Linked DNA regions of Homo sapiens: region 2 is linked to region 1. A link is a contact called in ENCODE Hi-C or POLR2A ChIA-PET data. All regions are on one chromosome and are shown on one strand. The core of a region is the stretch at or near the end of the contact, and the rest is flanking DNA. Distances in the headings are between cores, read along the strand shown. Region 1 overlaps MITF (melanocyte inducing transcription factor). Region 2 overlaps MITF (melanocyte inducing transcription factor).

Region 1 (4,800 bases), core at 1,617-4,116:
GTTTTTTGTCCTTGTGATAACCACTATTTTCTCTCTCAGAGAAGCCACGATACTTTGAGTATGCTATATACCTAATGCTAAGTTTAAAATTTCTGGAAAGTTGCATTATGTCTGTAAATTCTTCTGCAGTTAGTGCTTCTGTATACTACTAGTGGTAGAAGATTGAAAGAGAACCCTTAACATCTTGGACCTTGGAAAAACTTGACCCAGAAGTCTTTCACCAAAAATTTGCATTTACCTGAAGAGCCAAAGCAATTTTGAGAAAGAAGAACAAATTTGAAGGACTCACACTTTCTGGTTTCAAAACACATTACAAAACTACAATAATCACAACAGTGTGGTATTGACATAAAGACACACAAATAGACCAATGTAATAGAATAGAGAGCTCAGAAGTGAACCCTTGCATATACGGTCAAATGATCTTTGACAAGGGTGCCAAGATGATTCAATGAAGTAAGGACAGTCTCTTCATCAAATGGGGTTGGGAAAACTAGATAGATGCAATGGAATGAAGTTGGACCCTTATCTTACACAAAGTACAAATATTAACTCAAGATGGATTCAAGACCTAAATGTAAGACCCAAAACTATAAAACTCCTAGAAGAAGATGTATGGAAAAAACATAGTGATATTGAACTTAGCAATGATTTATTGTATGTAACACCAAAAGCACAGGCAACAAAATAAAAAATTGACATAGGACAGTCTTCTAGGTGCTAGAAAAAAAAAGAAAACAGATGAATGCTACTCCATTAAACTTAAAATCTTTTGTGCATCAAATGACACAATCATCAGACTGCAGAGACAAACTGCAGAATGGTAAAAAGTATTTGCAAATCATATATCTAATAATTGGTTAATATCCAGAATGCATAAAGAACTCCCACAACTCAATCACAAAAAATAAAATAACCTGATTAAATAATTGGCAAAGGACTTTAAGAGACATTTCTCCAGAAGTGGTATACAGATGACCAACAAGCACGTGAAAAAGTGCTCAATGTCACTCATCATCTAAGAAATGCAAATCGGAACCACAGAGAAGTATCACCTCATACTCATTAGGATGGCTACTATTAAAGAAAAATAATGACTCTTGTTGAGAATGTAAAGAAAGTGGAACTCTTGTGCACTGTTGGTGGGATTGTAAAATGATACAGCTGCTACGGAAAGGAGCATAGAGGTTCATAAAAAATTAAAAATAGTAATCCCAGCACTTTGGGAGGCCAACTCAGGTGGATCACTTGAGGCCAGGAGTTCGAGACAACCCTGGGCAGCATGGCAAAACCCTATCTCTACTAAAAATAAAAAATTTAGCTGGGCGTGGTGGCACACACCTGTAGTCCCACATACTTGGGAGGCTGAGGCGTGCGAATTGCTTGAACCCAGGAGGCAGAGGCTGCAATGAATGGAGATCGCACCACTGCACTGCAGCCTGGGCAACAGAGTGAGACTGTGTCTCAGAAAAACAAACAAACAAACCTCTCATGTGATCCAGTAATCCCAGTTTTGTGTGCATGTATATATATATATATATCCAAAAGAATTGAAAGCAGGGTCCTATAGATAATTGCACATCCATGTTCATAGCAGTGCTAGTCACAATAGCCAAGAGTGGAAGCAACCCAAATGTCCATCAGCAGGTGAATGGATAAACAGAATGTGCTGCATACATACAATGGAGTATTATTCAGCCTTAAAAAGGGAGGAAATCCTGTCATATGCCATGCTACAACATAGATGAATCTTTAGGACATTATAGTAAGTTAAGTAAGCCAGTGACAAGAAGGTAAATACTGTATGAATCCACTTATAGTAAGTTAAGTAAGCCAGTGACAAGAAGGTAAATACTGTATGAATCCACTTACATGAGGTATGTAGAGGAGTCAAACTCATAGAGACAGAAAGTACAATGGTGGTTGCTAGGGGGAGGGGGTAGTGGGAAAAGGGGAGTTGGTATTTAATGGGTATAGAGCTTCAGTTTTGCGAGATGAAAAAGTTCTGGAGATCTCTTGCACAACAATGTGAATGTAATTAACATCAATGAACTGTATATTTAGAAATGGTTAAAATGGTAAATTTTATGTAACATGTTTGTTTATTTGTTTTTTACCACAATTTTAAAAATTTCACATTTATCACCTGGCACTAATTTTACTACTTCATTGAGTATTTCAACATCTTACTTGAAGTTGCAAACCCCAAGGCCACAGGCTGAATGTGGCCCATGGACAATCAGTTTTTGACAAATGTGAAATAGTGGTCAATATTTTTTAAAAATTAGGAACTTTCACATCAAAACCCCTATATCTCGCTTCTCTTGGAAAACTGGAGAATCTGGAAATTCCAAGTCCCTAGTCTGTCCAATCAACAAATGGCTGTAGCTGAGGAGCAGCACCCCACTTTCAGTCCTAGGCATGAAATTCAGATTCATTTCTCTCACTCTCGAATTTCTTATACAAGACCCAAGTCCTCGTGCAGATATACTAACTTCCTGGCCACAGTATTTGTAGGTTTAAGATATTAAACTTCTTAATTCCAAATGCATCCAATAATAATAGACCGTAGATGGTGGATGCTCTGCGAGCTCCCACACTAACTTCTTTTTAGAGACACTAATTTCTAGGTTTCTGCTTCTGTTTGAGGTCCTAGAGTTATCATCTCTGTATTTCTATATGAACAAATATAGTCCCAATGCCCTTTTTTCTTTTGCCATTTTGCGTACAGCAAATGTCCTGCAAGTCATGTTCTAAATATAGATGTGTTAAATTTCAAATGTGAAAGTTTTTGAAGGGTCTAAAGCCAGTTTGCTAATCAGGGAAATGCTGTGATTGGCGCCAGCACTTGCAGTCCCTGAGGGGGATTGTGAAATCCGGCCTCCGCAACTGTGATTCAAGTCTGGGATGAAAGAAAACTCCATGATCGCTGAAGAGCTCTCCAAGTTGTTTTCTTCTTAACAGCGTGGTGGTGGTGGTGGTGGTTTGAGTGTCATAACAGAGAAAAGACAAATACATGTTCCTGAGTTCATTTTACTAGTACTGGATTAATAGTATGGTAACAAATCATTATTTTGCAAGCAAAAACAACCATGTTTTGCAATTCTTTATGTGCAAGTTGTAAGAAAATGCCTGTCAATAGAAAGGAATCTAGAGACCCAAGAGGCTCAAGACCTCTTCATGGCAAGTTAAGAAGAATGGCTACTTATGCAAAATATAAAAACCTTGGGTATTTGAAAGTTCAAACTGGCACAGTTTTTTCTCTTTTAAATCTTATTATTCTGTTGTTTTTCAAGATAGGGCTGGTGGCATCTAATGGCAAGTAGAGGCAAAATACTGGAATGCAGCAGTTGTGCGTTTTTCAAAGCTATGCACTGCATGACATCCCTGTGTGTGCATTTAAGTGTGTATGCAAGAGGCATTATTAGAACTGCCTATATGTTTCATGCTGGGTCTATTTCATTGGTGCAGTAGAACTTGGAAAATGCAGTTTCATGCTTTGAATAATAGTGAACAACAGTAGAGGAGGCCTTAGTTTCCAAGACTGGTGGAGCAGAGGTATTCGGGGAACTTTCTGGGAATGAGACTTGGATAATTAAGTTGCTGTGCCCTGAGAGTTGCTCCTTGAAGTAGAGACGGATGTGCTGAATCCTCATCTGTACTTGCCAGAAGTGAAGCTGTCATCTAGCACAGTTGCTGCCTCTGTTTTTGAAAAGAGATATGACTAGTTGATTCCATCACTATCTGATGCAGAATTTTCAAAGATGAGTAGTGGATCAGAGAAACGAAACAAAACAAAGCCAACTGAACTAAACTGTGTTGCTAGCTGAAAGGGTCTGATAGTGAGCAAAGGGCCAGATGTTTGGAGTTGCTTTCTTCAATTTTATTTCACTGCTTTTATCCATTAAATTGGTCAACAGCAGCACTCACTGGTAAAAATAGGAACAACAGATTCAAGTTTTCCTATGTGCTGTTACAGTGATGCCCTTTTTTTCTTTCCTCTCTCATCTCCTTGCTTTTTCCTTCCCTCCCTTCTTAAGCTCAAGCTTTCATTATATGATTTTTTTTTTAAATTCCAAAAGAATAACGATAGTGTATAGATAAAATGTGGTTAATTTCCCTACTCACCATCCCTAATCCTACTCTTCTAAAGAAATCAATATTAAGAGTTTGGTTTATATCAACAATCCTTCCCCAACCCATGCAAATAAGATATGTATCTAGAGAAATTTGTTTTTCTAATTTTTACAAAAGTGGACTCGTTCTGGGTACAGAATCTTGTAACTTGACTTCCCTGGCATTATTTTATTGGCATCTCTCCAAATCAGTACATTTAGCTCAAAATCGCTACTTTTAATGGCTAATTTTTTTAATAGTATAGTTTTATCACAATTTATTCATAAAATTCCTTATTGATTGATTCCTCTGCCCCACTAAAAATTTCCTCTCCTCCACTAAAAAGATAGCATTGCATATTTTAATTACACATACATATTTTTAAAGCTTTACCCTGTATAATATTTGAAGAGGAAAATTAAAGGGTTTCTAAATGTTTCATTTGCTTTATTACTTTAAATTTTTTCTTGTTTTATGGGCTAAAGTCTTTAGCTTTTTTTTTTTTTTTTTTTTTTTTTTTTTTTTTAAACAGGGTCTCCCTCTGCCACCCATGCTGAAGTACAGTGGTGCAATCACCGTTCCTGGGCAACCTCGATTTCCTGGGCCGAAGTGATCTTCCCACTTCAGCCTCCTGAGTAGCTGGAACTATAGGCGCTTGCCACCACACCTGGCTAATTTTTTTGT
Region 2 (4,800 bases), core at 1,557-4,056, 140 kb after region 1:
CTCTGCCTAGGGGCTTTCTGACCTTTTGCTTAGGCCCAAGGCAATGTTTTCATCTCTGACAAACTTGACCACTGCCAGTTTCTTAAGAGTGTCGGTACTTATGAGAAGGAGTTGTTCTGCCTGTGCTGTAATCATCTCTAATACCCGATAAACTGCAAACAATGGGGGCATTTGAGGGGGGAAATGGTACAACAAAAAGACGTCTGCGATTCTGAGGCAGGGCTAAACTGGGGCACGTGGAAAAGTTCTAGCATGTGGAATGCTGCACTCGCAGCTCCCATGGTGGGGGGGATCTGGACGGTCCTGACAATGGGCCATTATAAAGGCACTATTGAACCACGTAATTGTGGCCTTTGGAAAAACCATAAAAATGTGTCAAATATTATACAAATGCAAACTGTACAAGCTTGAATGTTAGACCAAAAATTTCAGAAAAAACAAAGTCCTCTCCATCTGATCAAACAGTTCAAGAAAAAGTTGAAACAAGGCGAATTTCACCATTGTGTAACCCCTTCATGGGTTTATTTGTTGCTTGCAAAATTTTCAGTAGAGGAATTCTGCCTGAATATATTTTCATTTGTCCAGATCTGTAGGCTTTCATTCTCATGGAATGTCTAGCTTGTTTAAATTACAAAATCAGTGTCATGTACATTATAGAAAATAATAAAATAACAATCACTGAGAATTTATCGCTCGGGAATAGTCATTGTTGAGACTTGACCGAGTAATTTGTCATTAGTTTTTTTTTTTGGCTTTGCATATATATAAATAGCATTTAAAAATCAATTTTGGATAGCAGCATGTATAGTGTTTTTAACCTGCTTTATGTTCCCATTTACATTAATGAACTTTCCGTCTCATTAAATATTGTTAGATTAACACAGTAACGGAAAACCAAACACCACATGTTCTCATTCATACGTGGGAGTTGAACAATGAGAACACATGGACACAGGGAGGGGAACATCACACACCGGAGCCTGTTGAGGGGTGGGGGACAAGGGCAGGGAGAGCATTAGGACAAATACCTAATGCATGTGGGGCTTAAAACCTAGATGACGGGTTGACAGGTGCAGCAAACCGCCATGGCAAATGTATACCTATGTAACAAACCTGCACGTTCTGCACATGTATCCCAGAACTTAAAGTAAAAAAAAAAATAAATTTGATATATGAAATTCAATGTAGTGTACTAGACAAGAAATAAACAAAAAATTGTTAGATAAAATGTGGATTGTAATGACTGCATAGGATCCATTTATATGTAGTGGTTCTCAACTGAGGGCTGTTTTGTCCCCAGGAGGCATTTAGCAATGTTTGGAGCCAGTTTTGGTTGTCATAACTGGAGTGGGACATGCTGTGTTACTTGGCATCTAATGGGTATAGATTAGGGATGCTGGGAGACAGCAGGCAGTTCACACATCACCCCCACAACAAAGCAGTATCTGGCTCCAGTGTCAATAGTGCTGAGGCTGAAAGCCTGAACTATATGGCTTCCTTATAATTAATTGAATCCATGGCCTATGAGATATTTGTTTTCAATTTTTTTATTAGAAATTAATGGCTGAAAAACTTTATCTATAAAAAACAGAGTGTTTTAGACTTTTGGGGCCGTCGGGTCCATTACTCAACTATGCTCTTGTACTGTTATAGCTTGAAAGCAGCCATAGACTATACTTAAATGAAAGTATGGATGTTTTCCAATAAAACCTTATTGACAAAAATGGGCGGCATGCCCCAGGCAGTAGTCCACCTACTTCTGTTAGAGATAATGCTCTAATAGATGTCTGTGTACCTAAATCTTTGTCCCGTATCTGATCATCTCCTTAGAAAAGTTCTTGAAAAGAGCCATTGCTGCATGGGCAACATGTATGTATCTTTTTAAAGTTTATATCCGTTTATTTTATTTTATCTTTTACAGTTCTACCTATTTATTTTATTTTCTCCTATGAGATTGTTCATTTCATGTAGCTTTCTGAACACACTTGCGCCACCATCATTCTATCAGATTTGGAACCTTGTTCAGGGATATGAAGTGTGAATGGGTAAGGTAGGATTTGCAGATTTAAAAGTCTTCAGGAATCAGACGGGTTAATGAATAAAGTAGTCCAGTTGTCAGTGTCAGAATAAAGAGTGATGAGAGTTGCAGAATGAAAAGTAAGTGCTCATTGAAAGGGAGAAGCTACTTCTCAACTCTGTTGCTTTTCAACTCTGATAAGTTGCTGGCCCAGTAGGAGTGCAGTTTGGTATCTCTAGATCTTCTGATTTATCAACCAGAAAAGAGAAATCCAAACTCTGGTTTGAGAAACCAGATTTTGGGTTGAAAACTCCCAATTTTTCATCATTGGTGACAAATTCATAGAACACTAAATTCTGTCTAGGTGAACAGACTTGCCTGTGGTTTGTGTCCATGGACTGCCAGCTTGGGGACCTTGGAATAACTGTGACTTATCTAGGGGTCTACAGCTAGAGGTGAAAGCAAATCTCAGGCTTCCGGCCGGTCATTTGAGACCCACAGGGCCCTACTGGCTTGTTGTACTGCTAGATGAGAGCTGTAAGAATTGGCAATCTTTGGGCAGCCCCTGATAGATAAGGAAGCTTTATCATGTGAAGTAGGGTGGCAGGCTGTGAATCAACTGCCTGGCCTGAAGACTTAGTTCCTCTAGAGCTTTCTAACTTAGGAAGACTGAGGGACTGTCACACTTCATTTCCTCAGGACGTTTCCAGAGGTGGTCAGAATCCTAGCCTACAACCCCTGCCTACACAATGTGGCCCCTTGTTCTTCGGTTCTGCCCCTTATCCATGCACGCCAGCCACAGTGGTTCCACACTGCTTCACTGACGTACCAAATACTTGCTGAGTGCCCACAGTGTGCCAAGCTGTGTTCTGGACAAAGCAGAGCAGAGGAGGGAGAATCAGGAGCACTGGTAGCATGTGGGCTGGATATGTGAATATGTCCTTAAGATAGTTATAGGAGACAAGGTCAATGAGGTAATGCTCCTGGGGTGGGGTGGAGTGGGAGAAGTAGGCACAGTGGACAGGGGTCTGTAGAATCTACGTGGAGAACTAACAAGCTAGTGTGGATTTCTGAACACCATACCCAGAGATTCTGATTCATTAGCTCTGGTTTGGGGCCCTGGAATGTGCATTTCTAATAAGCACTGTGAATAGCATTGATGTAGGGACTTCTAGGCCATTGCAAATACTTTGTTTTTGTTTTTTTTTCTCAGAAATAAGTAGGGAACCATTACAGAGGTGGGGTTTTTCTTTTTGTTTGTTTTGGTTTAGTTTCTATAGAGAAATGACTTGATCTGACAATATCACAAGATCCCCCTATTCATTGTATTGAAAATACACCGTCAGAGTGCCAAGACAGAAGCAGGTAGAAGAGTCAGGAAGCTTTCCATCATCTAAGTTTGAAGAGATGGTGGCTTGGATCAGATGGTAACAGTGGAGCATGAAAATCCATCATATTCTGATTATTTTCTGAAGATGGAAACAATATTTCTTGATGGGTTGGATCCAGGGTATGAAAGAAAGGAGTCAAAGATAACCATGATTTGTAGAATGAGCAACTAGGTTAAGCCAGAGGAAGACCATTTTTTGACCTACCCCCGCCCCCAACAAAAATGGCAATTTTCTATGTTTCAACCTAATAGAAAAAAATGGAGTTGCCAACTGTGAAAATGCAGAAGACCGTGGGAGGAGCCAATTTGGAAGAGTGGATGAACATGCTGAGCTTGAGAGTCTGCAGTCCTCCAAACGGTGCCGTCTCGTAGGCCAGTGGAGATGAGTCTGGTTCTCAGAGACCTCTGTTCTGGGGTGCTTAAATCCATGTGACTGGGTTCGATCACCAGGGCTGGGAGTGTAGATAGATGAAATCAAGCTCGGATCCTTGAGGCACTCTGACATTTAGAGGGGAGAAGAGGAGAAAACTAGCTAAGGAGAGTGAGAAGAAATGAAGAACGTGAGAGAAAAACCAGGCAAGTGTGGTAAATCGAAAGCCAAGTAAATAACATGTATTAAGAGCCTCCTTGCTGTTCTTTGAGCAACCAAGGCTTGTTCACACCTGAGGGCTGTATGCTTGGCTGGAATGCCGTTCCTGCCAATCTGCCTGGCTCATCTCACCAACTTCAGGTCTGGGCGTCAATGTCATACTCTGTGAGGCCCTTACCTAAACACACTGTGTAAGATTTGCACAGTTGCCTGGCATCTAGTTGGTGCTCAAGCAATATTTGTTGATTGAATGGTGAACATATAACTTTTGATGAAGGCAGCAGTCCAGGTGAGAACATATGAAAGCCTTGCTGCTCGGGATGTAGTGTGTTCCCTGGACCGGCTGGGTCAGCATCCCCTGGCAACTTGTTAGAAATGCAGAAATCTTGGGCTCTAGCCCAGACTTGTGGCATCACACTCTGCATTTAACAAGATCCTCCAGTGATTTGTGTACACATTAACATTTGCTCCCAGTCCTGTATTTAATTTTCTATGAATGTCAAGAGGACAATTGAGTATACTCTCTCAGATGGGAACAACTCAAAGTAAGAAGTTAAAACAATCAAAATCAAATATCTTCAGTGGTTGTTTCTGTATTCAATCAGAAAGCTATGATACAGTTTAAAAGCAAAAGAAAACTGTGTCGAGACTTTCAAGAATATTTTATGTGATTATCCCCCTATCTTTTTTACTTTTATTTTATGTGGTTATTCCACATATCTTTCTTACTTTTACTTTGAATTGACATAAGCTAGGAGCGCATGTAAAATGCATGGCATCTGGTACATGGTAGACAAGTTTGAG

Evidence for each region. Hi-C counts contacts between places; a loop is a spot of excess contacts on that map. ChIA-PET counts read pairs that join two places held with the same protein, here RNA polymerase II (POLR2A). Pooled maps may share reads with other maps.
Region 2: a loop to region 1 is called in a map of heart left ventricle, with 2.4 times the contacts of the local background. The contact joins two enhancer-like sites. A Hi-C loop is called at or near these places in 25 of 168 maps with a recorded cell type or tissue (Caco-2, Calu3, IMR-90 and 18 more) and 28 of 50 pooled maps. POLR2A ChIA-PET finds 5 or more read pairs at or near these places in 2 of 52 experiments (AG04450 and BJ).

The regions. Positions count from the first base shown.
Region 1 is chr3:69,788,390-69,793,189 of GRCh38, forward strand. All of the region lies in intron 1 of MITF (melanocyte inducing transcription factor), which reads left to right. Among named protein-coding and RNA genes, the nearest start is that of MITF, 51 kb to the left of the region's middle. Within about 2 kb of position 2,867, at least 12 of the 41 ENCODE cell types and tissues checked have a DNase peak (open chromatin) inside an H3K27ac peak, as active enhancers do; they include heart right ventricle, where a contact is called at or near this core.
Region 2 is chr3:69,926,383-69,931,182 of GRCh38, forward strand. The region is part of intron 2 of MITF (melanocyte inducing transcription factor); the gene reads left to right. Among named protein-coding and RNA genes, the nearest start is that of SAMMSON, 71 kb to the right of the region's middle. Within about 2 kb of position 2,807, at least 3 of the 41 ENCODE cell types and tissues checked have a DNase peak (open chromatin) inside an H3K27ac peak, as active enhancers do; they include heart right ventricle, where a contact is called at or near this core.